Linked DNA regions of Mus musculus: region 1 is linked to region 2. The links are chromatin loops, found by intact Hi-C in ENCODE. Cell type or tissue: heart. All regions are shown on one strand.

What was found. Peaks named below come from ENCODE experiments on the same cell type or tissue, not always from the same donor. Only the 100,000 strongest peaks of a DNase experiment are listed, where the experiment ranks them.
Region 1: a loop joins it to region 2, with 11 times the contacts of the local background. A loop is called at or near these places in 6 of 42 quality-filtered maps.

What each region holds. Positions count from the first base shown.
Region 1 is chrX:20,161,148-20,163,647 of GRCm38, forward strand. Slc9a7 (solute carrier family 9 (sodium/hydrogen exchanger), member 7) reads right to left here. Exons shown (of 17, transcript NM_177353.4): 8 at 1,287-1,392; 9 at 997-1,085; 10 at 781-894. Among named protein-coding and RNA genes, the nearest start is that of Chst7, 100 kb to the left of the region's middle. In heart, CTCF peaks have their summits at 742 (motif pointing right) and 1,346 (motif pointing right); no DNase peak of the experiment used is centred here.
Region 2 is chrX:20,589,663-20,592,162 of GRCm38, forward strand. No RefSeq gene overlaps it. Among named protein-coding and RNA genes, the nearest start is that of Rbm10, 27 kb to the right of the region's middle. In heart, no CTCF peak of the experiment used is centred here; no DNase peak of the experiment used is centred here.

The sequences.
Region 1 (2,500 bases), 430 kb before region 2:
CATGTGAGCAAAGCCATCAGCTGCTGAGCCACTCCAGGGCACTCACATCCCTCCCTCCTATCTAACCCAAGCACCCAAAATGCCCCACTTCTGAAATATTACATCCCCAAGGGTTGACGTCAAAGAAGTTTTATCTTTTCTTCTCATCCTCTTTCTCATTCCTTCCTCCTCCCCTTCAATTCTATCAGTTTTTTATCTGTTCTTTTTTCCTCATCTCTTCCTTCTTTCAAACCTCTCTTCCTTCCTGTTTTAGAAAAAACAAAGAAGTCTCTCCCAGCATAATCTAAGGGGCAGGGCAGCTTAGCTGAAAGTATGGACACTGTCTACACACACACAAAGGCAGCATGGGTTGGGGCTACCCAAGCTAGAATCTGCAGCTGAGAGCAAGAAGAGTGGAACCTTCTAATCACTAGAACCAGGGAACTGACTCTGTTACAGCTGACATGACAATAGCGACAATAGCATATCTACAATAATTCTGGGGTCTGGCATGGTTATTGACTTTTAGATCTAATCAGGACAGAACTCTACAAAACAAATGACTGCCCAACAAACACTAGCTTAGAACAGAGAATGCCAGAAAAAAAAAGACAGCCCTAGAAATCAAATATATTCAGCTTTAGGAAGCTTCCCACCCCCACTCCCTACCCCACTACAAATACACTGAACTAGAACGGACCCAGCTACCCATTCTAATCAGAGTCAGAATCCTCTTAGTAGTTGCATGCCTTTCCCAGCAGAGGTCACTTCTGTCTACAATGTCAAATAGGAAAAGGATACAAAAGCACCGATGATGAAAATGGGGCTGAAAACGTGTTTCTGGAAGGTGAACAGTGCCAGGCCCATGTAGGAAAAGATGAAGTTCTCTGCCAGGAAGTGTAACACCTCAAAAAGCTGCAGGAAGAAGGAAAAGGGAGGCTGTGAACACTGCATTCCTGGCTGCATTCCTCCTGTCCAGCTACTTGGCAGCCCAGCGGGCTCAAGGACCACTCTTACCTGCTTGCTTCGACTTCGAGATTCTACTGACAGGTTGTTATATGTGTAATGAGCTTGTGTAATCCCACAGAAAAGGACAGCTACAACACCTGTCAAAAAGAGTTTCTAAACGTCAATGGGAAAGACGAGACCAAAAAAATCTACTGACATGAAAATCCATGGCATGCGAGACTTGCCTAACTCCAATCCTCCTTCCCTCCCTCCCCCTACCGCCTTTCATCTGCTCCTCCCTCTTTTCCTCTCTCCCTCCCTCTCTTACAGGCCCTGCTGCAGCCCAGCAGTAAACCTACCTGTAAACCCACAGGCTTCCGCCAGGAGAAAGGTACTCCAGGACATCAGGAAAAAAAGCGCTGTCTCCAGCAGGGGGAAGCAGTGCAGCTTAGTAAACTTGGTCACGTCAGCACCAGGTTAAGGACAGCAGCTCTGGGCAGGGGCAGCAGGGACACTTGAGATCCCTATTCTTTTAGTCTGAGAGCCCCCTCTCTGAGGGCCAGCCATTCCCTATACATCCTTGGAGGGTCTTATCTCTTATTTTAAATGTTACAATGTTGGGATGGAACTTAAGAGCCCAAAATATGCTATGCTAGTACTCCATCCACCATTGGGCCACACATCCCTGACCAGATATTTATTAATTTGTTTGCTTGCTTGTTTATTTATTTATTTCCTTCCTTTCTTTTTGAGACAGGGTTTTTCTGTGTAGCCTTGGCTGGCCTGGAACTCACTGTGCATATCAGATTGGCCTTAAACTCACAGAGATCCACTGGCCTCTACCTTCCAAGTGCTAGGATTAAAGGTGACACAACCACACCCGGCTCAATTTTGAAGTAACATAAATTAAAAATTAAGCTTTCTGGTTACTGGTACTGTAGATGAATTGTAAGCACTTGCCTATCACATTAGAGGTCCTATATTTGATCATTCCTCTACCATACAAATTAAAGAAACCTTCCAGTAGAATACAGGTTACCAGGACCAGAGCCAGAGTGCAGAATTCCTGTTGAATTGGCACAGAGGGCCTGTCTGAGATGAGGAATAGCATTCTTGGAACAGGTAGCAGGAATGCCTAGACAATACAGGGAATTTAGTGTGAAACAGTTCACGTGTGTGTGTGTGTGTGATACACATGTTCGTGCTAAGCAAGCATGTAAAGGTCAGAGGATATCTTGTAGGAAGTAGTTTTCTTTCACCACATAGGCTCCAGGGATCAAGCTCAAGTCATTAGGCTTGGTGGCAAAAGCCCATAACTATTGTGCCATCTTGCTGGCTCCTGTACTTAATAACTAAATTGTGTACTGAAGCAATTTTTACTATATATTGTGTTTTTAAACTTAGTAAAGTAAGGAATTCAAAGAAATAGAATTATGTACCCTAAATGGGTGGGTTGGATAGTACATGAATTATTATGATGCTATGAGTAAATATGTTGCTACAGGTTTGACTTGACAGGTTAGTCCTCATAGAGCTGGAAGGCCTTAGGCAGGCCTGGGAAGACAGACTCGTC
Region 2 (2,500 bases):
TCCTGGAAGGGAGGGATGTCCTAACATAACTTTCTGTGGGCCAGAGTTTTCCCTTGTTCCTAGTCAAGAGTTAATATTTACCCGGAGAGGAGGATGTCCTTGGGTCTGCTGATAAACAGTTCCTCCTTCTGAAGAATGGTCTTGTTATGAGAAAATGACTCCAAAAATGATAATATTGTCTGCCAGGTGCAACTAAGTAAAAATGTTATTTTTTTAGCAAAAATTTCAAAATCATACCCCATGTTTATAAGCTGAAAAAATCAGTAAAGCTTTGCTACTTGCCACCAGAGCGGTAGTCCGTCTGTCTCTTTAAGGCGTTCATGAAGCTGGTCTTCGTCACTTGCCTAAGAATTTCTATTCTTTGTTTTTAATAGCTGAGTAGTACTCCATTGTGTAAATGTACCACATTTTCTGTATCTATTCCTCTGTTGAGGGACATCTGGGTTGTTTCCAGCTTCTGGCTATTATAAATAAGGTCACTATGAACATAGTGGAAACACGTGCCCCTGTGGCATGGTGGGGCATCTTTTGTGTATTTTCTCAAGAGTTGTATAGCTGGGTCTTCAGGTAGATCTATTTCCAATTTTCTGAGGAACCTCCAGATTGATTTCCAGAGTGCTTGTACCAGTTTGCAATCCCACCAGCAAAGGAGGAGTGTTCTCTTTCTCCACATTCTCTCCAACATGTATTGTCACCTGAGGTTTTGATCTTAGCCATTCTGATTGGTGTCAGGGTCATTTTGATTTGCATTTCTCTGATCACTAAGGACTTTGAACATTTCTTTAGGTGTTTCTGAGCTATTCTAGATTCCTCAGTTGTGAATTCTTGGTTTAGTTCTATACCCCATTTTTTAATTGGGTTGTTTGGTTTTTTAGTGATTAACTTCTCGAGTTCTTTTATATATTTTGGACATTCACACTCTATCGGATGTGGCGTTAGTGAAGATTTTTTTCCCCAATATGTAGGTTGCCAATTTGTCTTAATGACTATGTCTTTTGCCTTACAGAAGCTTTCCAGTTTCATGAGGTCCCATTTATCAATTCTTGATCTTAGAGCATGAGCCATTGGAGTTCTGTTTAGGAAATTTCCCCCTGAGCCAATGAGTTCAAGGCTCTTTCCCACTTTCTCTTTTATTAGATTCAGTGTATCTGATTTTATGTTGAGGTCCTTGATCCACTTGGACTTGGGCTTTGTACAAGGTGACAAATATGGGTCTATTTTCATTCTTCTACATACAGACAGCCAGTTAGACCAGCACCATTTACAGAATATGCTTTCTTTTTTTCATTGTATATGAGTCTGTTTTTATAGTTTACCTGCTCTTGATTTAACTTTGGTATGTGGCATCTGTCTAGAAAACCATCCATTTCATCTAGATTTTCTAGTTTTGTTGAGTATAGGCTTTTATAGTAGGATCTGATTTTTTTTAATTTCCTTTATTTCTGTTGTTATGTCACCCTTTTCATTTCTGATTTTACCAAATTGATACTGCCTCTTGTCCCTTTAGTTTGGCTAGAGCTTTATCTATCTTGTTGATTCGTTCAAAGAACCAGCTTTTGGTTTTGCTGATTCTTTGTATTGTTTTCTTTGTTTCTATTTGGTTGTTTTTGGCCCTGAGTTTGACTATTTCCTGCCTTTTACTCCTCTTGGGTGAGTTTGCTTCTTTTTGTTTTAGATCTCTAAGGTATGCTGTTAAGTTGTCAGTGTAAGATCTCTCCAGTTTCTTTACCAGGGCACTTAGTGCTATGAACTTTCCTCTTAGCACTGCTTTCATTGTGTCCCCTAAGTTTGGGTATGATGTATCAACATTTTCATTAAATTCCAGAAAGTCTTTAATTCCTTTCTTTATTTCTTCTCTGACCAAGTTATCACAGAGTAAAGAGTTGTCCAGTTTCCACGTGTATGTGAGCTTTCTGTAGTTTTTGCTGTTATTGAAGACCAGCCTTAGCCCATGGTGATCTGATAGGATGCATGGTATTATTTCAATCTTCTTGTATCTTTTGAGGGTTATTTTGTGACCAATTATATGGTCAATTTTGGAGAAGGTACCATGAGGTGCTGAGAAGAAGGTATATTATTTTGTTTTAGGGTGAAATGTTCTGTAGATATCTGTTAAATCCATTTGGTTCATAACCTCTCTTAGTTTCACTGTGTCTCTGTTTAGTTTTTGTTTTAATAACCTGTCCATTGGTGAGATTGGGGTGTTAAAATCTCCCACTACTATTGTGTGGGGTCAATGTGTGTTCTGAGTTTTAGTAAAGTTTCGTTTATGATTTTGGGAGCTGTTGCATTTGGGGCATAGATGTTCAGAATTGAGACTTTCTCTTGGTAGATTTTTCCCCTTGATGAATATAAAGTGTCCTTCATCACGCTTGATAACCTTTGGTTGAAAGTCTATTTTATTGGATATTAGGATGGCAACTCCTGCTTGTTTCCTGGGACCATTTTCTTGGAAGACCTTTTTCCATCCTTTTATTCTGAGAGAGTGTCTGTCTTTGTT